Linked DNA regions of Homo sapiens: region 2 is linked to region 1. Evidence: chromatin loops called from intact Hi-C (ENCODE). Cell type or tissue: GM12878. All regions are shown on one strand. Region 1 overlaps SH3KBP1 (SH3 domain containing kinase binding protein 1). Region 2 overlaps SH3KBP1 (SH3 domain containing kinase binding protein 1).

What was found. Peaks named below come from ENCODE experiments on the same cell type or tissue, not always from the same donor. Only the 100,000 strongest peaks of a DNase experiment are listed, where the experiment ranks them.
Region 2: it touches region 1 in a loop (2.0-fold over the local background); 5 of 110 quality-filtered maps call a loop at or near these places.

What each region holds. Positions count from the first base shown.
Region 1 is chrX:19,858,766-19,866,765 of GRCh38, reverse strand. The region is part of intron 1 of SH3KBP1 (SH3 domain containing kinase binding protein 1); the gene reads left to right. Among named protein-coding and RNA genes, the nearest start is that of SH3KBP1, 25 kb to the left of the region's middle. RefSeq lists enhancers at 2,640-2,689, 3,060-3,359, 3,604-4,210. In GM12878, no CTCF peak of the experiment used is centred here; DNase peaks (open chromatin) are centred at 1,742 and 3,195; H3K4me3 peaks cover 2,137 bases; H3K27ac peaks cover 6,267 bases.
Region 2 is chrX:19,788,711-19,796,710 of GRCh38, reverse strand. All of the region lies in intron 2 of SH3KBP1 (SH3 domain containing kinase binding protein 1), which reads left to right. Among named protein-coding and RNA genes, the nearest start is that of SH3KBP1, 95 kb to the left of the region's middle. In GM12878, no CTCF peak of the experiment used is centred here; no DNase peak of the experiment used is centred here; H3K4me3 peaks cover 302 bases; H3K27ac peaks cover 4,374 bases.

The sequences.
Region 1 (8,000 bases):
ATGAGAATCTTCCTGTGGCCTTTGATTAGCCGTTAACAGAAATTTCTTTTTTTTCTTTTCTTTTTTTTTTTTTAAAGAGACAGGGTCTCGCTCTGTTGCGCAGGCTAGAGTGCAGTGGTGTGATCATGGCTCATTGTACCCTCAAACTCCTGGGCTCAAGCGATCTTCCTGCCTCAGCCTCCCGAGTAGCTGGGACCACAGGTGTGCACCACCATACCTGCCTAATATTTTAATTTTTTTGTAGGGATGGAGGTCTCGTTATGTTGCCCAGGCTGGTCTCAAACTCCTGGCATCTCGGCCTCCCAAAGTGCTGCAATTACAGGCATGAGCCACCGCATCCAGCCCTCAGAAGTTTCTTTTGCATTGAACTTGCCAAGAAAAGACCCATTTATATGATCAGCCCCTTGTAAAGCGCGTGCCCTGTCTTCAGGGTAGCTGAGGGGCTAGCTTGTTTTACTGTCCCCTCCAAAGTTTCCCTGCCATGGTTCTACCATAGAAGAAATCTTCTCCTTTATCTTCCTTAGTTGTGGTCAGCTTTCAGGCTTGCCACACTTCCTCCTGGGTGAGTAAAGAGGCACATTTGGGTGCCCTGGGTTGGGCACAGTAGATTTGAGGTAAGGGAGCCAGAGTGCTCATTTCTGCAGCAGGGCTCTCATCCTGCATTTTAGGGAAGTGTCTCTGGCCCCCTGCAATGCGGGATGTTTTTCTTCTTTTTTCCTCTTGCTTTATGTTAGCTTGAACCAGTCCCTGGTGTTTTGCTTCAGGATTCTTTTCTTCCTCCCTAGGGAGTAATTGCTTAGAAAATGCCCTCCTGTCAAAAACACAAAGTCTTCAATGTCATAAATTGGTAGTGGAAACTCCTCCGTCATCTGGCTTAATATTTGAACTGTTGCTAATGGCTAAGAGATTGCAGCATGAAGGTGGGTCCCTTTGGAAGCCTGTTGGGTCAACTGGGGTGTTGGCTGTCTCCTTTGGTCAGTGTGTGTACAGTCATTTGGGGACCAGCCCATTCATCGCAGGCACTTCAATCTTTTAATGCTCTCACTCTTTGAAGAATTATAGGAGCCATATGCTGCTTCCCAGGTAACCGAGACTTGCTAAAAATAGAGCTTAAATGGCCCCACTGTTCTGGCATTGGAAATCGTTGCTTTTTATTTTTAGGCCAGCTTGTGTGATCCGTAGCTACTTTCAAGCTTGGGCAATAAGAATCACTGAGCAAGACCTTTGTCAGTTGAACACTGTTAAGGTTTGAACCTCCACTCCCAGCTAGTTGGAAGGAGAATCCAAATCTATTGAAATAGGGAGTGCTGACCTTCACATGGCTCCCCTCCTCCACCTCCACCCTCTATTAAGCAGGATTCTGTTTCACTGTGGGTTTAGGGTACTTACCACAAGAAAAATACGTTGCAAAGAATGAATTCTGGCTGTGAGTTTATGGCACCAGCCAAACAACCAGAAGAACAGACTGGCATAAAACAGCTTTGAGGCCATTAAAGAACACCACCAAGGCCGAGACCCATGCACTGTGGGTTTTGGGTGGTCTGAAATGGAAATTGTCATCACCATACTTAGGTGCAGATTAATGCATTAAATGATAAATAAGAATAGGCCTAACTTCCATTGCTCATTTCATAAGTAATAGTCTCATTTTACTATCCCCATTCTTGCCCACCTTCAGTTACAGAAATAACTCTGAGTGGGTTTGCTTTTTAAAGATCTGTGTCAAGCAGATATCTCACAAAAATGGCACAGGCAAAGTGTTCTATTTAGAAGTTGCCCTGTGACACAAAACCACAGTGTGTTTTCAGTCCTTGGGCACTGGTTTCTTTGGACATAAGTGCTAGGGGCATGGTGCCGGCCTTCCGGGGGAAGTGACTTGAAAGTGCTGTGGGCTCCGCATAGAGAGTTTTACTTCATTAACAGTCGCTTATCCGTCAGGTCCAAAAGACGCAGCGGTGGTACTGGTAACCAGGTATATTCGTTTCCTATTGTTGCCCTAACAAATTACCATAAAATGAGTGGCTTAAAACAACACAGATTTTACTGTCTTACAGTTCTGTGGTCAGAAGTTTGATGTGGGTCTCACTGGGCTAAAATCAAAGTGCTGACTGGGCTGCATTCCTTTTTGGAAACTCTAAGGAAAATCCCGTTCCCTTCCATTTCCCATCTTCTAGAGGCAGCCCGTATTCCTTGGCTCATGACCCCTTCCTCCATCTTCAAAGCCACCAACAGTGACCCAGGTCCTTTTCAGGTTGTGTCACTTGATCTTCTCTCCTGTGCCCCCGCTCTCTTTTTAAGAACCCTTGTGGGTACATTGGGTCCACCTGGATAATCCAGGCGACTCTTCCTTTTGTAAGGCCAGCTGATGAGCAACCTTAATTCCATCTGCAACTTTCATTCCCTTTTGCTTGGGATTGGGATGTGGAAATCTTTGCAGGGGGTGGGGGGGTGTTGTTCTGCCAATCCACACCAGGGACTTTGTTTTCCTAAATCTCCATGTCGGGTAGGGCCAAAGGGGCAATCATTTTGGTGGCAGCCTACGTGGAAGATGGCTTCTATATTTGCAGAGTTTCAGGAAGTTGAGAGGGTTTCTCTTAGACCACTAGACTGTGAAGTTTGTCAGATACCTTGTTTCTCTGTAGGGTGGTCCTGGAGTTTTGATGATCCCAGCTGAGACTCTTACCAGGGGCTGCTAGAGCCTGGGGATGGATGGCTGTGAAGGGGAGCAGGGAGTTAGGATGACTGGTAGCAGCTGGGCTGGCCAGCGAGCGAGGAATGAGGAAGCAGGGGGATGAGGACAGGAAATGATAGACGAGTCTGCCCCTTGGGAGAGAGAAAATAGAAGATGGGGTTGATTACATCTGGCCCCAAAGAAAATAAAAGCATGGGCTTTTTTGTTTGTAGGCTTTGTGATTGATTCTACTGTTGAGTCAACTTAGACGCTGGGCTAAACAAATTTATTTGCTTACTTTTTGGACATCCAGTGCACTCTTGCCACTAAAAGCCTCAGGGGTTCATTGTGGCCACTTGGTGTCCCGAGGGAGGTTGGGGGGTGTTGGGTGTCACTGTCCAAACAACTCTCTCTGGAGAGAGCAGCAGCCCAGCTGGGGACCCCGTCCCAGGAGGGCTCTGCTCTGGAGAATGTAAACCGGTCTGGTACAGGCTCACAGAGCCTTAAATGTGTTCTCAAGAATTCTAACAAATAATCTGTTGTGAACTTAAACTGGTTTGGACTTTGAAGAACTGACAAGTTCTTTTGAGAAATAGTACGTGGGAGCTTTGTGCATCCTTTCCCACGGTCCCATGACTGGGAGGTATGTTACAGTGAAAGCAAGTCTCAGACACGTTTTGGCCACTCATTCAGACACTTGTTAGTAAGCAGGCATGAAGAGAGCCCTGCTTTAGCTGGGCGTGGTGGCACATACCTATAGTCCCTGTTACTTGGGAGGCTGAGGTGGAAGGATTACTTGAGCTCAGGAGTTCAAGGCTGTAGTGAGCTATGATCCTGTCACTGTACTCCAGCCTGGGCAACAGAGCAAGACCCTGTCTCTTTAAAAAAAAAAGAGAGCACACTGCAGTCTGTTTTGTAAGCTCAGCAAAGCTTGAGCCCTCTGGCCGGGCCCCTTTTGGGAAAGAGACATTCAAGGCAGATGCCACTGTATTCCAGTGCCGGGATTCAGCTAACCCCCAGGGAGGGGACAGGGTCCTCCTTTAGTGGTTGACAATGGCCCCTGACAGTCCTGGGCCTCTTCTCTGAAGGGGGCAGACTGCTGTTATTTCTAGATTCTTTTGTGCGGTTCTTCTGAGGATGGAGATGGTGGCACAATATTTTCACCCAATTCCTAGAGCAGAGGGCCACTGCTTGTTTTCATCATGCTAATTAACCAACTCTGGTGCAAATGGACTCTGATTAGTCTTTCAAATGCTGATCCACCATCCCTGGAGTGCTTGTTTTTCATTTGGATACTTCAATTGTGAGCTGACCTCTTTTAGGATAAGGATCAAAGCCAAGTAATACAGAGCTATATGAGGAGACTTCAACAAGTTCATGGAAAATGGGTATTATGAAAAAACTATTCATGGATTTAAATTTTTTTTTTTTTGCACCAAAATAAACTCACACTAACTTGGCTGTAACATGTCTGAATAGTATCTAGTTTGAGGCACTAAGAAAGATAAGACACCAGTTTGGAAAGAGCCCCTATCAGAGCAACATGAATTCTGCTAAAATTGAAGCAAGAACAAACACCAAACTTATAGTGAAGCTTGAGTGGAAGAATGGTGAAATAACTGATGCTTTACACAAAATTTATGGGGACAATATTCCAAAGAAATTAGCAGTTTACAAATAGATAGCTCATTTTAAGAAAGGACAAAACAATGTTGAAGATAAGGTCTGCAGCGGCAGACTATCCATATCAATTTTCGAGGAAAAAATTTATCTTGTTTATGCCCTAATAGAAGAGGACTGACAATTAACAACAGAAACAATAGCCAACACCACAGACATCTCAATTGGTTCAGCTCACACAATTCTGACTGAAAAATTAAAACCGAGCAAATTCAATGGGTGGCAAAACCATTGCTCCCAGATCAGGTGCAAACAAGAGCGGAGCTTCCAGTGGAAATTCTAAACAGGTGAGATCAAGATCATGAAGAATTTATTGGAAGAACTGTAACAGGAGATGAAACACGGCTTTCCCAGTGCCATCCTGAAGACAAAGCACAATCAGAGCAGTGGCTACCAAGAGGCGGAAGTGGTCCAGTCAAAGCAAAAGCGGTCAAGAGCAAAGGTCAGGGCAACAGTTTTTGGGGATGCTCCAGGCATGTTGCTTGTTGACTTCTTGGAGGGCCAAAGAACAATAAAATCTGTTTATTATGACAGTGTTTTGAGAAAGTCAGAGCATGAGCAGAAGAACATCCAGGAACAGTTCACCAGAGAGTTCTTCACCATGACAATGCTCCTGCTCATTCTCATTCCTCGTATCAAACAAGGGCAATCTTGTGAGAATTTTGAGGGGAAATCATTAGGCATCCACTTCACAGTCTGTATTTGGCTCTGACTCCTTTTTTGTCCTAATCTTTAAAAAAAATCTGTAAAGATCACCTATTTTCCTTCAGTTAATAATGTGAAAAAGACTGCATTGACATGGTTAAATTCCCAAGACCCTCAGTTCTTTAGGGATGAACTAAGTGGCTGGTGTCATCACTTGCAAAAGTGCCTTAACCTTGATGGAGATTATGTTGAGAAATAAAATTTATAATTTTATCTTTTAATTCTATTTTCCATGAACTTTTTGAAGTCCTCATATAGTACACTGTTTCTTTTTTAGTGTGGATTGCTATTTTTTTTATTATTTATTTTTATTTATTTTTTATTTATTTTTTTGAGACAGAGTCTTGCTCTGTCGCCCAGGCTGGAGTGCAGTGGCGGGATCTCGGCTCACTGCAAGTTCTGCCTCCTGGGTTCATGCCATTCTTCTGCCTCAGCCTCCCGAGTAGCTGGGACTACAGGTGCCTGCCACCACGCCTGGCTAATTTTTTGTATTTTTTAGTAGAGACGGGGTTTCACCGTGTTAACCAGGATGGTCTCGATCTCCTGACCTCGTGATCTACCCGCCTTGGCCTCTCAAAGTGCTGGGATTACAGGCGTGAGCCACCGCGCCTGGCCTGCTGTTTTTATTTTTAACTTTTTATTTTGAACAAACTTTAGACTTATGGAAAAGATGCAAAAATGGTATAGTTTCCATATATCCCTTTCCCAGCGTCCCATAATGTTAACATATTATATAATCATAGTACTATTATTAGAATCAGGAAATCAACATTGCTATCATACTATATATCTAAATGCTATATGCTAAATACTATACTATGCTATACTATATCTAATACTGTACTATAGATCTTGCTTAATTTCATCAGGGTTTCCACTAAGGTCCTTTTTTTGTGGTTGTTCTAGGTTCCTCTTCAGAATCCGTGTTGCATTTAGTTATTTCTCCTAGTCTCCTGCAGTCTGTAACAGTTCCCCAGTCTTTCTTGATTTTCATGACCTTGATGCTTTTGAAGAGTTATTTTGTTGAGTATCCCTCAAATTGGATTGGACTGGGGTTATGCCTTTTAAAAATCATGGTAAAATATACATAACATAAAATGTACGATTTTAACCGTTTTAAGTGTACAATTCAGTGGCATCACGTACATTCTCAAGGTTGTGTAACCATTATCTGTTTCCAGAACTTTTTCATCATCTTAAACAGAAACTCTGTACCCATGAAGCAGTTACTTTTCATTCCCCCTCCCCCCAGTCCCTGGTAATCACACTTGTACTTTCTGTCTCTATGATTTTGCTGTTATGGGTACCTCATATAAGTAGAATTATACAATATTTATCCTTTTGTGTCTGGCTTCTTTGACTTAGCTTTTGAGGCTCATCCATGTTGTAGCATGTATCAGTACTTCTTTTTTTTTTTTTTTTTTTTTTTAGAGGTGGGATCTCACTGTGTTGCCTAGGCTGGAGTGCAGTCACTGTTCACAGGTGGGATCATAGTGCATTACAGTCTTGAACTCCTGGGCTCAAGTGATCCTCCTGCCCCAGCTTCCCGAGTTGCCGGGGCTACAGGTGTGTGCCACTGTGCCTGGCCTGTTCCTTTTTAAGGCTGGGAATAATATTCCATAGTATGGATAGAGTACATTTTGTTTAGCCATTCATCTCTTGGACACTTGGGTTGTTTCTACCTTTTGGCTAGTGTCATTTATGCTGCCATGAAAATGGATGTATGAATACTTGGTTCACATTTTAAAAGGAACTTGGAGAAACTGGAGAAGAGACAGTTTGGAGCAGGCAGAAAAAGGCACTATTTTGTGTTTCCCATCCCTGACTGAGGCTTTCACAGAAGCAAGGGAGATTGAGATGCAGTGGGGCAGGGAGATGGCAAGTGGACTCAGAGACAGGTGCCAGATGGTTGAGAGGCCAGGAGGGGACAGGGAGCCCAACCTATTATACTTGTCCAAAGGTGCTGCCACTAGGGGAATGCCCAGAAGGTGCAAACAAGCCCACTGGACAGGGTCAAAGGCCTAGGAACCAGTAGGAGAATGGGTTAAGACCACGATTTGCTGCAGAAAGCACAGTTTGCTCCACACCACCCAGAGCCAGGCAGGATGGTATAGGCATGGGTTGGGTTGAAAATTAAGTCCACTTAATATTTCTTCTTGATGTTTTTCAAATTTGGGGGACTATCTTCCAGTAAGAAATATATCTTACCTTGCAGCCTTGTAAACACACCTGTCTTTAGTTATGATTGAAATAGTAATTTCAGGCTGGGCATGGTGGCTCATGCCTGTAGTCCCAGAACTTTGGGAGGCTGAGGCGGGTGGATCACCTGAGGTCAGGAGTTCAAGACCAGTCTGGCCAACATGGTGAAACCCCGTTGCTACAAAAATACAAAAATTAGCTGGGCATGATGGCAGGTGCCTGTAATCCCAGCTACTCAGGAGGCTGAGGCAGGAGAATAGCTTGAACCCAGGAGGCAGAGGTTGCAGTGAGCCGAGATTGCACCATTGTACTCCAGCCTGGGCAACAGAGCAAGACTCTGTCTCAAAAAAAAAAAAAATAGTAATTTCACAACAAACATTTGATGTGCTCTCATATTTTCTATGCAGTTCTGTTTCATTAAAAAATGCTTCTTGTGACCTGGGTTCCTGGGTTGCCTTCATCTTGAAAACACTGTACTACACAAAGCCTCATATGCGAAGTTCTTTCTGCCAGTTACTTTTCTTTCTCTATCAAGTTTTTGTCCCTTTCCAGTTGGAAAATGTAAACCATGTAATTGATCACGTTTCTCTTTTTGTTTTGGCTATGAGGCAACACAAACCTTGGCTTGACCAAGCGATAGGTTTCTATATGGCGGTCATATACTGTACATACTGATGCCTTAACTTTTCCTAGCTCTTGACCTTCTAGCTATATTTTTCCTGATTCTAATTGGTCATATATTTTT
Region 2 (8,000 bases), 70 kb after region 1:
TACTGAGACCTTCTTCCCTTTCTGCCTTTCTCCACCTCCTGCCAAGAATAATGTGAAAAACCCCATTATCTTGGAAAGTGGTTTTCCCTCTGGTTGGAATACAAAGCCAGATGACTTACCACCAAATGTGCTGGGATAATAGCTTTCCCCTGCCCTGATGCTCTCAGATGTTAGTGAGGTCTCGACCTTGGCACTTCCTTTCTTTGTATATTTCCTTGAAACTTCCTTCCTACAGGTAAAGAAGCTAGCCCAAGGCACCACCTAAATGGCAGTGGGGGTAGGGACCATGTCTAAGTAGCACTCTGTGGCAGACTGTTTGCCAGCTCACTGACACCTTACACCAATTCCAGGGAGTTGACAGTTTTTACCACCATTTTAGAGATAGCAAAATGGAGGCTCACTGAGGTTAGGTGACTTGTTCCTAAGCACATAGGTTGCAACCAGCCAAGATCAGAAACCAGGCTTGTCTGACTCCCAAATTCATCTTTTATTTGTTGATGTACTCAGTGTCTCCCAGGGCTATATCAACCAAGTTCTGCAGTTAAAAAAACATCTGGCAACCTGGTCTACGGTACACATCCCATGTAACTGAGGTAAGTTTCCTGAAACAGTAGCTGCCTTCACTGTGTGTGATGCCCTCTTGTATTCTCCATTCCATTCAACAGATGCTTGTCAGGACCTTCTAAACTGATTACGTGGCCCACCGATTGGTGGCAGTCCATTTGAAAACAGTTTGAGGGACATTAGTGTAGGTGAGGTGTAAACTATGCTTAGTTTATATAGAGGTTTACATGGTGTAAGCTATTAAAAAGAATTTTTATGGCAATATAATAGACATACATAAAATGCGCATGAGGGTACGGCTGTTGAATTTTTACAAACTAAACACATCTGCATAATTAGCACGAGATCAAAACACACACCATTGATTTAAGCTTCTTTGAATCAAGACAGAGGCATGAAGTACAACAGAAACTGATAGCCCCTCAGTTTGTTGTGAATTACGCACAAACAGCTTACTCCATAGGCAGACTCTTTTTGGAGGTCCGTAGCTTGCCTTTCCAGTGATGGGGTCTGGCTGGTATTTGTTTGAGATCTAAGAATTGCCGAAGGAGTGGAATATGGCCTCTGTAATGGCCTCAGAAATTAGCACAAAAGGAGGGCTGACTGAGAATGTGCCTCGTAAAATGTGAACATGGAGGAGGAGGAGGAGGAAAGGGCAAGGCCCCGTAGTTGAGTACAGAAACATTAGGGTGTGAGAATTTGTGGTCATAGTAATTGAGACCAATTTTACTGAAATGGAGGGCGGCAAAAGGAGGAAGGAAAAGGAATTTGTGATTACAGCACCAAGCCCCTAGAGGTTAAAGAACGTCTCTGTAAAATAAGGAATATCTACCTCTCATGGTGAGTGTTGACTTTTAGAGAAAATTGTTCTAGTATACTGAACTAAAATGCTTAATTCTTGGCAAAAGATACAGATGCATCTCCATGCAAAAGCAAGCTAAAGCAACTTTGCTTTCATAATGTATGGGTTCTGTAAAGCTGTCTTGGTGGACATGCCATATGTAATTCATCATAATGGGGTGTGCATAGAAATGAAAGGGAGCGAATATCGTAACATGCCTTGAAGCATTGAGTGCTAAGTTACAAAGGGCATTAATTAATACAACTTAATGGGATTCATTTATAGCTCACTTTTAGTCAAACTGAAATAGCTTTCCTGAATCAGGGACTTTGGGATAATAATAAATCCTTTTGTCTTTGTTGATCAGATAAGCTCTTATTCACTGACTTCCTGTTACTTTCTTGGCACCCAGAGTCATGCCTGGGCACTAAGGATTTGCTGAATGAATGGAAGGAGTAAGGACAAAAAAAATCGTAGCTAGCATTTAATGAGTGTGTACTGTGTGCTTTGCCTCTTTTATCTGATTTAGTCATCACTACAAGGCTGTGAGGCAGGCACTGTTATCATTTTCTTCTTTATTTTATTTTATTTTATTTATTTTTTGAGATAGAGTCTTGCTCTGTCGCCCAGGCTGGAGTGCAGTGGCGCTATCTCGGCTCACTGCAAGCTCTGCCTCCCGAGTTCATGCCATTCTCCTGCCTCAGCCTCCCGAGATGCTGGGACTCCAGGCGCCTGCCACCAAGCCCAGCTAATTCTTTGTATTTTTAGTAGAGACGGGGTTTCACCATGTTAGCCAGGATGGTCTCGATCTCCTGACCTCGTGATCCGCCCGCCTCAGCCTCCCAAAGTGCTGGGATTACAGGCGTGAGCCACCATGTCCGGCCTATTTATTTATCTATTTATTGAGACGGGATCTCACTCTCACCCAGGCTGGAGTGCAATGGTGCAATCACAGCTCACTGCAGCCTCGACCTCCTGGGCTCAAGTGAGCCTCCCACCTCTCAGCCTCCTGAGTAGCTGGGACTATAGTTGCACACCACCATGCCTGGCTGATTTTTTTTTTTTTTTTTTTTTTGTAGAGACAGGGTTTCACCATGTTGCCCAGGCTGGTCTTGAACTCCTGGGCTCAGTGATCTGCCTGCCTGGGCCTCCCAAAGTGTTGGGATTATAGGTGTGAGCCACCATGCCCAGCATTATCCCTTCTTTTAGAGCCACCTTATTTCCTCTACTTGCCTGGGGACCGTTCTGGTGTATGCCTGTTGTCCTCGCATTAACATTGACATCACCTGCTTTCATTCTCAGATGTCCTGGTCAGATGATAAACCATTTCACTCTGAAATGTTCTGGTTTGGATAGACAGATGAGGAAACTGAGACACAGAGAAGCCACATCACTTTCCATGGTCACCAAGCTAGTAAGATGTAAAGGTGGGATTCTTTCCTGGGAGTCTGATTCCAGGTCATGTTGTCTGATCACTAAGTTCTGGTGCTTCACAGTTTAAGCCAAGGGAGAGATAATATAGGAAAACCACTCTTTATGTTTTTCAGCTTCAGTATTTAGTAAAAATCACTGCCAAGTTAGCATCTGAAGTAGGTTAATGTGACTCAGGGCAGTGGGAATGTGCTAGGTAAAGACTCATTGAAACCCTAAGTGTGTGTTCATTAGTAAACTTGGCCAACTACTACCCTAGAATGATAATAGCATTCACATGTGCATGGTGCTTTATAGTTTACAAAACCTCTTCTCCCATATTATTGTGTTGAAGCTTCTTGTGCACTCAGAGGTGGGAGGTGGATGGCCAGTGGTGGGATTTCCAGTTTATAGAGGAGGATGGGGTAATCAGCAGGATAGTACAGTTGCCTGCCTGAGGCTTCACGGCTAGAAAAGAGGCAGATCCAGGATTCAACCCAGGTATTCCGCCTCAGCGATCAGTGCATTCCCACTTTAGCACGGGTGCCTCTTAGCCAGATATATATATATATATATATATATTTTTTTTTCCTTGAGACAATGTCTTGCTTGCTCTGTCACCTAGGCCAGAGTGCAGTGGTGTGATCACAACTCACTGTAGCCTCAACCTCCCAGGCTCAAACAATCCTCCCACCTCAGCCTCCCAAATAGCTGGGATTACAGGTGTGCAACCACCATGCCTGACTAATTTTAAAATTTTTTTAAGAGATGGGGTCCCACTATATTGCTCAGGCTGGTCTGGAATTCCTGGGCTAAAGTAATCCTCCCACCTCGGCCTCCCAAAGTGCTGAGATTACAGGTGTGAGCCACCCATGCCTGGCCCAGATGCTCTTATATAGCCATTTGAGGGTGCTGTTTATGAAGGGTTAGGGAGTCACTTGAAGACTCATTTACCCAGAGTTTCTTAGCCTTGGCACTGTTGATATTTTGAGCCAGTTAAGCCTGTTGTGGGGGCTGTCCTGTGTGTTGTAGGATGTTTAGGAGCATCTCTGGGGTCTACTCGCTAGATGCCAATAGCACAATCGCCCGTCCCGCCCCTGCCCCCACCCCCCGCCCCCGCCAGATCCCTCCAAGTCGTGACAACAAAGGAAAGCGTCTCCAGACATTACCAAATGTCCCTTGCTGGGGCACAATTGCCTCTGGTTAGGAACCACTGGCCTAACATAATAGCCACATTTAAAAGAGGGAAAGACGACCTTGAAAATGTTAGACCTGTCTTCTTCCCCTTTCTCTAGTTTCTAAAGCATCAGAAAAACTGTTGAAAGACCTGCAAAGGGGCAAAATAGAGAACAAGCAACATGTTTCATGTTGAATTCTCTTCCGTGGAAGAGCATTGTGTCTGCCAAAGGATAAGATAGCCAACATTTTTTTAAGTTAAAAATCACACAGTTAAAAATGTTTTGATAGAAAAGTTAGAATAGAGATCAGCCAAAATATACATATGCAGAATCTCCTGTAATCCTACTGCCGAGATAACCATGGTTCATATTTTGGTCTATTTCCTTCTAACCTTTTCCAGCATGCGTATACAAGTATATATTAAAAAAATAATTTTCCAAATAGAGCCATACCAAAAGCTGTTATAAACAGCTTTTTAATTTAAATGTGCCACAAATACCTTTCCATATCTATGATACAGAGTTACTAAGGTTTGTAGTATTTTGTTGTATGGCTAGCATATAGTTTATTCACTTAGTCTCCTGTTGTGTACGTTTGGTTTGCTTCTAATTTTGTTTTTGCTGTTAACATGCAAAACCGTGGTGAGTATCCATGTGCATACTTACACCCTTTCCAGCTTATTTTTTTTCCTTCTAGAAGTTACCATCACTGTAATTTTTAGTATCCATTGAGTAAGATATTGAATTCATAGTGTTCTGGATTGTATTTTAATTATGTCACATACCTTTACCCCTCAAAATTACGGAAATGTATTGATTAAAAATGTGTTTATGTGCTAGACTTGCAGAATGGGGTGTGGAAAGTTCTTTGGTTTTCTGATTGAACGATGACTAATAAGAAACCATTTGGGTTTCGTGCCTTGTTCATGAAGCCCAGTCTTAACTGTGTCAGGCTACTTCCTGAGTAGGAATCAGCCCAGTGAAGGTTGCTTAACCGTCCTTTAAGATTCTGTTCACTACTGAAAGAAATTCAAGGCTATATGCTCGTGAATTCTCATTGCTCATGGATTTTTCTTCTATGTGTTTTAAATTATAAACTCACGGAAAAGACATTCAGATGGTAGAGAAGAGCATAAAGTTTCCTACTTTACTCCCCTCCCTCTTGGTTTTTTTTTTTTTTTCATTCTCTAGGATTTTTGTATGCTTGTACAAATATTGAAATACAAAAAAATTTAAAACCCACAAATTGGGCAACAGAATGCAATGTGTGAGCCAAGTAGCTTTTTTCTACTTAATGCATCTTTCTATATCAGCACCTTATTCTGTTTAATTGGTGCCCTATTTGGGGTTGTTTTCAGCTTCTCCTGCAACAAGTCACCTTCTATTATGAGTCTATCCATAGGATACATGCTTAGCAGTGGAGTTGTTGGGTTAAGAGTTTATGTCCTTATGGTTTTGATAGATATTGCTAAATTGCCCTTCTACCAGCAATATATAGCTTGACTTGTTTCTATCAGGCATTTTTTTCATGCCTGGCATAAATTATTGATTAATAAGCTGGGAACACAAAGGTAGAATCTCATCTATAGGAAGGAGCATAGTTGGTTAGGAGACCATGTCTTCCCTAATGACCATTATGAGTATTGGTTTTCAGCCTTGAGCATACTCAGGGGGATGTGTATTTACTGGTTTCCTCCTGGGGTTGGCCTGAAACTGGCTTTTACTTTTTTCAACCACAGAGTTAGAATATGCATATAAAGTTGGGAGACAATACCCAGATAGACAACTTTCTGGGAGTATTCGATGACATGCCTCAATTAGAATTGAGGTGGTTAGAAATGGACCCTTATTACTAAAGAGGTTGTGACATGTAAATATCAGTGGGTCTCTGAAATAGAAGCATAGGTCATTTGGCATTTGGTACACTGTATCAAATGGAACATAATATAATAAATGTAAATGTAACATGTTATAATCATGTTACAGTCATTACTACCCCTCTTATCTCTTCCATGACGTCTTTTCTGATGTTTCTTCATTCCCCATCTTCTCCCACTCCAAGATGACTTTTTTTCACACTGTCCTTAAAAAAAATATAGCTGGTACTGCATTTAGGGCTTTAAATTGTTTTATTATCTTGGATCAGATATGTATCCCTAATCAAATTTTAACCAACACTTGGTTTCTGGTCCTCTTCACTCTGGCTGGGTGTTTGGAACGTAAGTATTTTGATTGGTTGTCCACTCTAGAATTCTTCTGATTTCATGGGGTCCCTGTGCTTGGTAAAGGAGGGCTCTCTCCTGGACATCTCCCCCTTGTAGGCCCCCAGAACGGTGCTCATAAAGGACTCTGTCATCTCAGTCTTCAGAGCACTGCTTTCCTGCCTAGGGAAGGGCACAGCAGGGTGCCATCTTTTATATGATTTGGTATCTGAAGGAGCAGAGGATGGTAGATGTTTGAAGATGATTCTGTGAACCCTGGTGGGTACGGCAGCTGCCAGAGCCCAGGTAACCATGTGAAGGGCTCATATTTTCTGAAAAGTCAGGGCTTTCTGATGGGCACTTTTTAGGGTATTCTTGGCCAGGATTTTTTTTTTTTTTTTTGAGTCGGCCTGAAGTGTCCTGGAAGGTGGAAGCTAAAATCCATGTAGGTTTGGCCTCAGGCTGGGCCTCTTAGAGGAGGTGGGGCAGCTTTCATTTCCTTTCTCCTTGAGCCCCGAGGGCTGACACTGTGCCCTGGGGACTCTCCCTGGCCTTTCCCAGGGGATGACCTCGAGAGAGTCTTAAAAAGGGAACAAACCAAAAAGCTGTTATTTATTTTTCTTATTGTTCAGATAATATATTTTCCTTTATAGCAAATGAAGAGGGCTTTTAGGGGGCAGGCAGTGTGATCTGAGGAAAATGGCCTCTGGGGTCAAATAGTTCTGGGTTGGAATGTGGGCTCTGTGGCTTTTTCCCTAAGGGGCTATTATGGGCCAAATTTTGTCCCTAACCCCCCTGTACCTCATAATGTGACTGTCTTTGGAGATAGGTCCTTTAAAGAGGTGATTAAGTTAAAATGAGGCCATTAGGGTAGGCCTTAATCCAATCTGACTGGTGTCCTCATAAGAAGAGGAGATTAGGGCTCACCGAGAGATACCAGGGACGCAGACGCACAGAGGAAAGACCATGTGAGGACACAGCAAGCAGGTGGCTATCTGCAAGCCAAGGAGAGGGGCCCCAGGAGAAACCCAATGTACCTTGATTCCAGCCTTCAGAGCTGTGAGGTAATGAATTTCTATTATTTAAGCCCCCCTAGTCTGTGGTATTTTGTTATGGCAACCTAGGCTGACTAAGATGGGGGCTTTTAGCAAGTCAGGTCCCCTGATTTTGCTTTCCTAAAGAGGGACCACAACACCCTGAGTTGACAAGAAGAGTGGACACAGTGCCTGGCTTCTAGGAGGTACTTTCAAATGGCAGTGGTGGTGGTCACCATAATCATTTAATAATATGATAATAGAAATCACCACCCCCTTCCCTCACCCAAGTTTTCTGACCCCGTCTGGTTTGAGGTTTTTCTTTTTCTTTCTTTATTTTTATTTTTATATATTTTTTTGAGATGGAGCCTTGCTGTATCACCCAGGCTAGAGTGCAGTGGCGCAATCTCAGCTCACCACAACCTCTGCCTCTCAGGTTCAAGCAATTCTCCTGCCTCAGCCTCCTGAGTAGCTGGGACTACAGGCATGCGCCACCATGCCCGGCTAATTTTTGTACTTTCAGTAGAGACCTGATTTTGCCATGTTGGCCAGGATGGCCTCAAACTCCTGACCTCGTGATCCGCCCGCCTAGGCCTCCCAAAGTGCTGGGATTACAGGCGTGAGCCACCGTGCCTGGCCTCTTTTTATTTTTTTATTTTTTTAACTTTCCTTTTAAGTCCTTTTCAAAGAGGGTTGCAAAGAACTCATGTGATCAGAGATTGGTACTTTATAGGTTGAGTGAAGTATTTTCTTTTGAGTAACCCTTTTCATC